2 separate regions of the Mus musculus genome follow, and region 2 is linked to region 1. Evidence: chromatin contacts called from ENCODE Hi-C or POLR2A ChIA-PET data. All regions are on one chromosome and are shown on one strand. The core of a region is the stretch at or near the end of the contact, and the rest is flanking DNA. Distances in the headings are between cores, read along the strand shown.

Region 1 (5,663 bases), core at 1,995-4,494:
CCATCCCCAGGACCACACTGTAAGAACCCATTCCTGCCAATCGTACTCTGATTTCTATTACCCTGTCCCCACACCTAAATAAAATGTAATAAAATACAGCTTTGGTAAACTCAAAGAACTGGGAGCACTGGTTAAAGCATATGTTCTTTTGACAAAATCATATGTGTATGTTAGCGATATTATTCAAGATACTATAAATTGCACTCAAAGAGGACTTATTAGAAAAAGGAATAGGGAGCTGGTGAGATGGCTCAGTGGTTAAGAACACCGACTGCTCTTCCGAAGGTCCTGAGTTCAACTCCCAGCAACCACATGGTGGCTCACAACCATCCATAACGAAATCTGATGCCCTCTTCTGGGAGTGTCTGAAGACAGCTACAGTGTATTTACATATAATAAACATACAAACAAACAAATAAATCTAAAAAAAAAAAAGAAAAGAAAAAGGAATAGAAGCCAGGTGTAGTGACACATGCCTAGATACAGGGTTTTTCTGTGTACCCGTTCTGGAACTCACTTTGTAGACCAAGCTGGCATTAAACTCACAAGAGATCTGCCCCTCTGCCTCTTGAGCACCGGGATCAAAGATGTGTGCAGTTATACCCAGTGGTATTCGCCTTTAATCCCAGCACTGGGGAGGCATAGGCAAGCAGATCTCTGTGCTTTCAAAGCCAGCCTGGTCTACAGAGCTAGTTCCAGGTCATCCAAGGGTACATAGTAAGAGCCAAATAAAATAAAAACTTTATTCAGCACTGATACAATAAATATGGTAATATGCTTTTAGACAAGCTAAACAAAAACTTTGGTAATGTCACAATCTGAACTGTTGCTACAGAGCATTTATAATGAAAAAGTATAGAACACTTTTATGCTAGATATGTGTAGCAAACCAGTCTTATATAATTATTACTGTGTAGGAAAATATGTTAAAAACTAGAAATTAGCATTTAAAAAATTCTAGGCCAACCAGATCATTCATTAGGTAAAGGTACTTGCTATGTAAGGTTGGCCACTTGGAAGGAGAGAACAGACTCCACAAGGCTGTCCTTTGACTGCCATCATTTTCACTCTATGCTACATTGTATTAGTATGGTAGATTAAATTTCATGGGTGTGTGTGTGTATACACTGGATTACAGGAAAGAAACTACTTTTTTCTTGGTTTGTTCTAGACAGTGTCTCACTACATTGCTCTGGCTGTCCTGGAACTCACCCTGTAGACCAGGGTGGACTCGATTTCAGAGATCCACCTGCCTCTGCCTCTTAGGTGCTTATTTGAGTAGCTTACACCACGGTTAGAACCTACTTCTCTCTGTGGATTGATGTTCAAAGTATTTTCAAGGCACCCAGAATTAGATAATTGTATGAGAGGTTACCTACAGAAGAGCTTGACTCAAGGACAGACTGACTGCAATTTCTGGGATAAATGGCAGAAACTGAACACAGGTATAGCCCTCAGTCAATTGGAGATGGGATAGAGATACATCAGAAAGTGTTCCAGAAGCCGGGCATGGTGGCGCATGCCTTTAATCCCAGCACTCGGGAGGCAGAGGCAGGCAGATTTCTACAAAGTGAGTTCCAGGACAGCCAGGGCTATATAGAAAAACCCTGTCTCGAAAAACTAAAGAAAAAAAAAAAAAAGAAAAAAAGAAAGTGTTCCAAAAACTTTAATTGCCCATTTTAAGATGGCAGAAACAGAGTCTGTGGGCAGAAAGGTCACTTCAATCCAAAAATAGGAGACCCAAACAGAACCAGGAGCAGTGGAAGGAATGTTGGAGGTAAAATATAGTGTCAAGAAAATATTGCAGCATTGTAAGGAAGAAATTCATCATCTTCCTCTTTTTTTTTTCTTGTTGCTGCTGCCAGTTTTTTTTTTTTTTTTTTTTCCAGACAGGGTCTCACTATGTAGGTCTGGCTGTCTTAGAAGTCACTAAATAGACCAGGCTGGCCTTGAACTCATAGAGATCCGCCTGGCTCCAGAGTGCACCCACTTCCATTAAGAAGTGTTAGCTGGCCGGGCGTGGTGGCGCATGCCTTTAATCCCAGCACTCGGTAGGCAGAGGCCAGCCTGGTCTACAGAGTGAGTTCCAGGACAGCCAGGGCTACACAGAGTAACCCTGTCTCAAAAAACCAAAAAAAAAAAAAAAAAAAAAAAAAAAGAAGTGTTAGCTGACCTGCAGTTGTCTATGTGGACCATGTTGAAATGTAACAGCCTGTATCTTCCTGACACTAAAGGGATACATCTCTACACCTGGCTTAGAGCTAGCACAATCTTTTGGGTTGAACATTCCATCACCATTTGGTACACCTTTGGAAAGGAATAGAAGAGCAAATATTAAAAACGTCTGTGACGACTCTTTGACTCAGCTCTTCAACATCTAATATAGTTGATGCAATTAACAAGCTTGGGTTTCCTTGAGGATGCGGCAAGGGAGTCTTTCAATTCCCTTTCTATTGAATAGATGAAAAGGGCTAGTAATTCTCGTCCGTTAAAATCTGAATTCCAGTTCGTTTCCCACGATGCTCCAACGAAGCCTAAGCAACGCTCCTTCCCACTCAAAGATGAGCCGTGAATTTTCTTCCCCCGGGAGCATGTCCCCTAAAATAACACCAAAGGCTGCCAAGACGTTCAAGTCTTCAAGAACTGTTCCTTTGCCAGTTCAATTTCCCAACTGAGGCGCGTCACTGAACGTCTCACCGCCATGCGCAAAGCGGCTAGGAAGAGGTGTGGGAGGCAGCGGTGTGGGAGGCAGCGTAGCGCTTTCGGGAGGGGTCTGAGGAGAGTTTAGTTTTCGCCTTTCTACCCTGGACACCTCAGGTGACGGGACAACAGACCGGCGGGCCCGGCGCCGGGCCGCGAGCCCCTCACCCCTGCCCTGGGTCCGCCTGGAATCCTCAGCTGACAACCCTGTTCCCCAGCGCCGAGAGCCAGAGGCCAACGTCGGGCGGGACCCGGCGCCATGACTGTGTCGGTCCCAGGCACATCGCGACGCTCACCCTAAGGGATCGGCGAGCGTGCCTCGGTTTCCGGGCGAGAGGAGGAAATCACTCAGGGAACCCCAAACCCCTCCTTTGAAAGCAAAGCAGAGAGCGTCCCCGTTGCCACGGAGACAGGCCTGTCTGTGACGTCACTTCCGCCGAGCTGTCTGGCCTCCAGACTGTTGAGAGGAAAAGGGGAAAACTGAGCAACAGCCACGACTGTGGACGCGAGCGTCTCGAGTGTGCGCATGCGCCCGCTCAGCGGCCTGCTTCTATTTATGTGGGGGATCCAACATGGCGGCTGCGGCGACCCTGGCGATGGCGGTGGAGCCCATCAGAACGTAGTAGCGGGGACGGGGACCCGGTCCGCACTCACGGTGGCGTCCGCGGGGACAGCTGAGGGTGCTGGAGGGAAGAAAAGTGACGGAGAGCAGAAGGAGAGGCGGGCAGGCGCGCCGTGCGGCGTCGAGGCGAGAGCCGGCTCGAGCGAGCGCCGAGGGCCAGAACAGTGGGGATGGCGGAGCCGCGCAGAGTCGCGTTCATTAGCCTGTCACCGGTGAGGCGACGCGAGGCCGACTTCGCGGGCGCCGAGCGCGAGCCCCCCCGACTGGAGCCGCAGCCGTACCGCGAGCCGGCCCGGGCGGAGCCGGCCCCCCGCGCTGACGCGCAGCCCCCGGCGCGCGACAAGCCGCTCCCCCAGCGCGAGGTCAGCCGCGCCGAGCCGCCCATGGCGCTGCAGCGCGAGCCCCCGCGGCCCGAGCCGCCGCCGCCGCCGCTGCCCCTGCAGACTCCCCCTCCGCGGGAGTCGGCTTCCCGGGCGGAGCCGCCGCCGCGACCGCCGAAGGAGACGGTTCGCCTGGAGCTGGTGCTCAAGGACCCCACGGACGAAAGCTGCGTGGAGTTCAGCTACCCGGAGCTGCTGCTGTGCGGAGAACAACGGGTACAGAGGGTCCCTCCCTCCCGGCCGCCCCACAGCCCGGGCGCCTCCGGACCCGCCGCCTGCCCGGGCTGCTCTGCACTTCGCTCGCCCCGGGGGTGGGGTGGCGGGGGCCGGGCAGCTAGACGGGGCGGGAGCTGCGCGGCTCGGCCCTCCTGGGTGGCCGATGCTGCCCCCACCACACCGCGCCGAGCCGGTTTTCCTGTGCACCTTTCGAAACCTCAGCTTTTTCCTCCTTTTCCTTTCTGTTCCCCACACCAAATCCCGAGGCCCTGTGAGCCGTGCGGCTAGCTTCTTGTGGCACTTCCATCTGTCGTTCCGGTAGAAGGGAAGCGAAAAAAAAACCTTGGGGGACACGCCCCCCGGTCTGAAGCGGAGAGATTGTGTGACCCCTTCTCGGCTCATCCTCATCCTTCCTCAACCCAGCTGTACCGTGCGCCAGGGCTGCTGAGATGGGCTCGTGGCCGGGTGGTTTATTTTCCTTGATTGAAGGGGATTTAAGAGAAATTAAACATTTTCAGAAACTAATGATTCCACGTTAGGAATGAAAAAGTGGATTCGTAATGTGGTTGCACTTGTGTTGGTAAATATTGTTAGCTTTGTGTGTGTGTGTGTGTGTGTGTGTGTGTGTTGAGTTTGTGCACATTGTCTTTGAATGGAAAGGTCTCTTGTCTTACCCGGTGGCTGCCCAGTCATATTATTTGAGTGGCTCTCATTAGTTCGAATTGGGAGCATTTTGTCCGTTGTGGATTTCTGGAGAATGACGGAAAAAAAAAAAAAAAAAAAAAACATTCGCTTTGGATCAAAAAAAAAAAAACTTAGGAAAATACATCGGTATGCTTTTGAGGGAACCGGTGAACAATGGGATTAGGACAGCGGTTTGTCGGTGATTGTAATTTTTATTGTTGTGGGCTGGTGATCTTTAGGAAGGGGAGATGGGAGAGAGAGAGACAGAGGCAGGAGACAGACATTGCTCTCTTGTTTAGCGACTATGCTCTTTATTAGGCTGGGCTTTCTAATGAACTGCAGAATTCATTATTTCCTTTCAACTATCTTTGTTTTGCAGTGGATTACTCTATAGTCAAAAGTCTCACATTGAATAATATCATTAGTCTGTGTTCATTTTGCGCCAGTTAATCCTTTGATGGCTAGTTACAAGTATGGTGTGGCCATCATTACTAAATGTTTTCAGAGAAATCGAATTGTTAGGGGTAGAGACCATTTTGGTCACTTCCACTAGTACTTTGTCCTGTAAACTCAATTCATTCATAACCCTTTCTGGTTTTATAATATAAATGCTTCTTTTTTGTCTATTAAATTGGAACATTTTCCAAAAAAAAAATTCTTGCTTTTCTAATATTAAGTGTACAATTTTTACAATTTGTGTAAGTTGCAGATGCAAAACATTTTGTAGATGGGCATGCTAGTCTGTGACCTCGGCACTCTGGAGGCTGGGGTGGAAGGATGGAGAGAGTTCAGGGCCACATAGTGAGAACCTGCCTCAAAAAAACAAAAAAAAAAAAAAAAAACCAAACCAAAACAAAACAAAAAATCAGGTGACAAAATGGCTCAGCAGGTAAAGGCACTTGCTGCCAAGCCTAAAGACCTAAGTTCCATAACTAGTATCCACATGGTGGAAGGAGAGAACCATCTTCTACAAGTTGTACACACACACACACACACACACAAAGTATAGTAAAACAGCAAGACAAAAGCCATTTTTAAGTAAAAATACATAATTCTAGTTA
Region 2 (5,663 bases), core at 1,086-3,585, 120 kb after region 1:
TGAACTATATTCAAGTTAATTAGGCTAATGTGTTTTGTAAGGTTTGTTTTGTTTCCCTTCTCTTCCTTCTGAGTATTGGGGATTGGAACCAGGACCTTACCAGCACTAAAGAAGTGATCTACCACTAACCTATATCCTTTTCCTTTTGTTTCCATTCTGAAACAATCTCTGAGTTTCAGGCCAGCTTGGTCTACAGTCAGTTCCAATCCAGTCACAGTTACACGGTGAGAACCTGTCTCAAACAAACAAAATCCACAAACACTTCAACCTAATTACTCAGCATTTTTGTGTACTTTTCTAAGAATGTGTTTCTCATGATAATACTGCATACAGGGTAATAGCGAATCTCTTTAGAACATAGTTTGCAGTTTTCTATTTATATCAATTTCCTTTTTTAAAAAAACATTTTTATGTATTTGATTGTTTTATCTCAATGTATGTGTATATATGTGCTTGGTGTCTTAAAGAAAATATCAATTCTGACATTGGAGTTCGAGGGTTGTGAGCAGTCGAAAGGGTGATGGGATCCAAAGACTTTTAACTTCTAAGACTCTCCAGCTCCCATTGTACAACAATTTTCAAAGGATCTCTGCAAGTAGTTGTTTGGAATTGTTTAGAATTTAGTTTTTGAACCAGACATTGTGGCACATGCCTAAATCTAGAGTAGCTGAGGTAGGATGACAAGTTTCCGGGCAGTTAGAGCTACACAGTTTAAGGAATAAATCATTTGGTCCTTTGTTAGTGTGAGCTGCAATTAGCTAAAGCTGGTTATGGAATCACGGATAAATAGGAGACACTAGGCCCTATGATCCCTACTTGGCAGCTGGCTGCTTGTTTAGGCCCTTGCTATTGATCCTAGGGTTGAAATGTAGCAGGCAGTCGTCTATACAGCTGGGCTCACAAATGGAAGAGGAGCAGGTGCCCACCTTGGGCTTCAAGCACTTCACTGGGTAATATTTGTGTCTTGAACCAGAAGGCTGAGGAATTTGGAGAGAGGGTAATGTTAAAAATTGGGAAGAAGCTGGGTGTGGTGGCGCACGCCTTTAATCCCAGCACTTGGGAGGCAGAGGCAGGTGGATTTCTGAGTTCGAGGCCAGCCTGGTCTACAGAGTGAGTTCCAGGCTACACAGAGAAACCCTGTCTCGAAAAAACCAAAAGTTGGGAAGAAAAAGTGGAGAGAGACGACATGTAATTAAAAAAACAAACAAAAACCCAAACAACAACTAAACAGTTTTATGCTAAGTTGGCAGCTCAGTTTGTCTTTTGTGTCAGGGTGATGCCTAACTTCTGCAGAGGTGAAAAATGTCTCCATTCCTAACCTATGCTGAGTCTCCGGTATTCTCACTTTTTAAGGCTATTTTTCTCATAACATTGACACCCTGTCTCAAAAACAGTACTCTGAATAATTGTGTTTTTTTTTTTTTTTGGCAAGTTGCTGACTAGATAACGTAATTTGCATCGGCTCAGTGCCTAGTTAAACCTTGGAATTGTGATGATTCTTTCATATGATTTTAATATGAAGCTGGCGCTAGTTTGAAGTTTTAGTTCCTCAATGCATGGGCAATTATAATGAAACGGCAAAAAATATCCATAATTTCCCAGTTATTATCTAAAGTTGCGACGTTTCAGCTTAAAAGACTCGCCAGTTTTTTTTTCCTTTTCGAAAACCGGTAAGCAGCCGTGGCCTAAGTATTTCCCGTTGGCTCACTCTGGCCTCAGCCCCACCAGCCTTGAGATTAAGAAATCAACTACGGTTGGAAGGTCGCAGTCAGCAGGGCGTGGGAGTGCAGGGCGACAGTCAGCCAAGAACCCCACGGAAACGCTGCTCTGCATTATGGCCTGTCCCAAGCTCTCACTTTGCCCAGCTCCGAATTCAGACTAGCAGCTTCCAGCTGTCCTAAACGTAGCAGAAGGGGTCGGGAGGCCTGATTTCCACTGTGTTGATTTCGCGGTTTGTTTGCTTTTTCTTTTTCCTGAACCTGACATGTCCCGAACTCGGGCACTGATGAGGGGCAGTGGCCTGAGGATAAGGTTAGGTGTCCTCCGCTCGGGCTCGGGGCTCCCACGGGCTTGCGATTCCGCCAGCATCCGTCGGGAAAGCACTAACCCTGAGAACTTCTGTCGCACTACTTACTGCGACTCGCTCTAAGCTCGGCACTGGCTAATTTGCGGCTGGACGCCAGGGCGGCAAACAGCAAAGGCCTAAGTGACCTGCTGCTTAGACGCCCGGGGCCGAAGAGGCTTCGGAGTAGGCTAAAAAAAAAAAAAAAAAAAAAAAAAAAAAGAGCATCATTCTCGCGAGACTCAGCCTCCGAGAGGGGCGGGGTGAGCAGACGTGAACGCGCTCGGGAGCCGTTAGGGTGGGACCCTTCGTAGGAGGGGCAGGGCGGAGCGCAGCGACGTGGATGGCGATTGGCCGAACCCCCACGGGAAACGACTAGGCGCGAGCTGCGTGCGCGCTCCCGTCGCGGCGGCTGCGAGCCGCGTCAGAGCTCGCTTGCTGGGGGGGGGGGTTGACGGCTTCTGGCGGGTGTTGGTGTCGGGAGGAGGCGAGAGTCGGCTTAGCCTGTGTCGCGTCTGTCTCAGGAACCGGACGGAGAGTGAGGGCACCAGGGCTCACTCTCTAGGGGGGCTGCCATTTTCCGCGTTCACGCCGTCGTGAGGAGCGCAGCCCGGACTCTCCACGACCCCTCCGACTCCCTACTCGCGGGCCTCGAGGCCGCGGCGGCCACCGAGACAGCGCCGCACCTCCCCCACCCCTTCCCCTCGTCCCCCGCCCGCCAGGGCCCGGCCGGTGCCCCACCCCCGCCTGCCTGCCCGCCCGACCGCCCGCCCGCTACGCCGCCGCCATGTCGGCGCAGGCCCAGATGCGCGCTATGCTGGACCAGTTAATGGGCACCTCTCGGGACGGTAAGTCGCTGCCAGAGCCCTGGGGGTGGGGGAGGGGCCGTGCCTGGGGAGGGGGAGGCCTCCGAGGGAGCACTTGGGCGCGCGCGTGCGGCCGAGTAAGGGGTTCCCAGATTGGTAGCGCGAGGTCCCCCCCGTCTCTCTTCCAGTCCAATCAGGGCTTGGCAGGCGGTCTTGGGGGCGGTGACCGTGCGGATTGGCGGGAACTGCTGCCAATGCGGCGAGGCGGGGCCTGGGAGCAGAAAGGGGAGTTTGTGCCTTTTGCTGTTGACTTGGCGGGGTTGGGAGAGCCCAAGTCTGTCTTGGAGTAGTGGGGCGGTCAGTTTGACTATTGATCAGGGACCGGCGGGGCGCTCAGGTCTCCACCCCCAGCTCCAGCTCCTTTCCTCTGGGCTTTCGGATCACCCCTCGCCGCCGTCCTCTAGAGTGTGGAGAGAAACATCCCCTCCCTCCCTGGTCTTAACGAAACCACTACTAACCCCCAGTTCCAGGGACGCTTCGTCGAGCCCTTACAGAATCAACTTTTTTTTTTCGTGTGTGTGGAAAATCTGACCCAAACCATGGTTTCTTAAAGTGGGTGTGTTTGGCCCCATTTTGTAGAAGTGTTTAGGCCTATTTTTTTTTCCCACCGAGAGACCTCCATTTTGTTAGACCACGTATTAGAGACTTCAGTAAATATTGGCAAATTTTACCTGTGCTGAAAACAGAATCATTTTGGATATTTGATGCCCACTGAATTAGAATTGAAGGAAAGGGCTTTTAAAAATACAGTTAGATTAGAATCCTTAGAAAGAGTTATTTACGTGTTTGTTTCTAAAAATGATGAAATGTTGCTTTTGGGGGATAATTAACAATGTACTTTCAAATTAAAGTTCAGCACTTTCTTAAAAAAAAAAAAAAACAAGTCCAAATCCTGACTTGTAAAAACTCGTTTAGGCAAGTTTTTTAGCGATTTAAATGCTTTTTTTTTTTTTTTTTTTTTTTTTTTGGACAAGTTTGGCTTACAAGAAAAGACGTACATAAATTTAGCTTAATTGTAAATCCTGTTGAATTTTCTTGAGTTCTTTGCGGAAAATATGGGAGAAGATAGAACCTATTTCAAATCTTTTTTAGCAATACTTAATACAGCTTTCAGTGTAAGGTTAAGTCCTAATAAAAACCCACTGGAAATTTTTCTTAAAGATAGATACAGGTGGATAACAGATTTATTGTATAGAGAGGAGGGAAAAAATGGAAAGAAAATAAGATTTATTTGTGAGTAGTAAGTAATCCCTTGAAAGTTAAGTAATTAAAAACACCACTGGAATAACCTAACCTTTCATGCTTGGGTAAGAATGTTTATAATTGCAGCATGTCTTAACTTTCTTCCTTCTCCATCATAAGTGAGGATATTTAGAAGGGGCTTCATACAGGAACTTAACAGTTCAATATTTGTAATAACATTTTAGAAATCTTAAAGGCTTACCTTATGTAATCTTTAAATATGAATTGATGCCATTATTGGTAACTTCTGCATAGATAGGATTTCCTTATGTATTTTACTGGGAGGTTAGTTGGATCAAGGTAACTATGACCTGACAATTTACTTTTCTTTTTTTTTTCCCTGTGTAGTCCTGGCTGACCTGGAACTCACTCTGTAGACCAGGCTGGCCTGGAACTCAGAAATCCTCTTGCCTCTGCCTCCCAAGTGCTGGGATTAAAGGCATGCCCGGCTGACAATTTTCTGATAGCAGCCCCCCTCTAGTATTACAAAACTGAACTGTTAAATATGTAGTATATCTGTAAATTTCTCTTTGTAGTCCCAGAATGAAGCTGGATTCTTAAAGTTTAATTATTTTTTTACTTAAATTTATATTCCTGTGTCTGTCCCTGAATATTTTTTAATCCTTCAGACCTATTGAACTTAAAAATAAACACATATTTATGAGTAAACAATAGTATTTGGTTGAAGTGATTTGATTTTCAGTGCTGTATTGATTCAGAAGAAGCATCAATTTTGCCTTTGTAGAACGCTAAGGCAGGAGAATTTCAGTGAGTTCAAGGCTACCCTAGGTTACATAGTTCCAGGCTAGCCTGAGTTAAGGCAAGACCCTGCCTCAAGCAAAAACATTAGAAAAGAACTACTTTTATGGAAAAGTGGGAAAAAAAGGAGTGAATGTTAGTCAGGTGTAGTGCAGTGAGATCCCATAGCTCAAGAAAACAAAAAGAAAGCTTTTTTAAGGTACCGTATTAGTTCTTTCATATATTTGACATAACATAGTACATTTCCTTGTTATTTAATGAAATTTTAATTGAGGACCTTGAAATAAAATCAGAATTACCTTTTTTTGTGTACCATAAACAAAATTAGACAAGGATAAGGGACATAGGTACATCACTGAGAAGCACCATGTCATTTGGACCACATAATGGAAAACCTCGTGTTATACACATGGGACAGCTTACCAAAAATACTGTGTGTTTGGCTTTAAGAGGTGGAATTGGGAACCCAGAAAGTGGGGGAGAGATGGAAAAGGTAGGTAAGGGTGGGTATTTAAAGTAGCTTTGTTTTTTGTTTATCCTTGCAGACAACTATAAAACAGCCAAGACTTTTGGATAGTGGTGCTTTAGATGGCATTTATCCCCTTAACAGTATCATATTTGTGAAGGAATCTGGAACAGTAAAGGAATCTGGGACTCTGGGAAGATGTTGCTCCCCCTTTCCTAATATTCCCCACCCACACTTTTCTGAAAAGAGCTTTTAATTCCTTTTTAAA

What was found. A loop is a pair of places that touch in the nucleus more often than their neighbours do. ChIA-PET counts read pairs that join two places held with the same protein, here RNA polymerase II (POLR2A).
Region 2: a loop to region 1 is called in a map of heart, with 2.4 times the contacts of the local background. The contact joins the promoter of Luc7l2 here to the promoter of Ubn2 in region 1. A Hi-C loop is called at or near these places in 1 of 37 maps with a recorded cell type or tissue (heart). POLR2A ChIA-PET finds 5 or more read pairs at or near these places in 3 of 5 experiments (Patski and embryonic stem cell).

What each region holds. Positions count from the first base shown.
Region 1 is chr6:38,430,681-38,436,343 of GRCm38, forward strand. It overlaps Ubn2 (ubinuclein 2), which reads left to right and starts at 3,245. Exons shown (of 17, transcript NM_177185.4): 1 at 3,245-3,918. The coding sequence starts at 3,493.
Region 2 is chr6:38,548,999-38,554,661 of GRCm38, forward strand. It overlaps Luc7l2 (LUC7-like 2 (S. cerevisiae)), which reads left to right and starts at 2,336. Exons shown (of 10, transcript NM_138680.3): 1 at 2,336-2,910. The coding sequence starts at 2,850.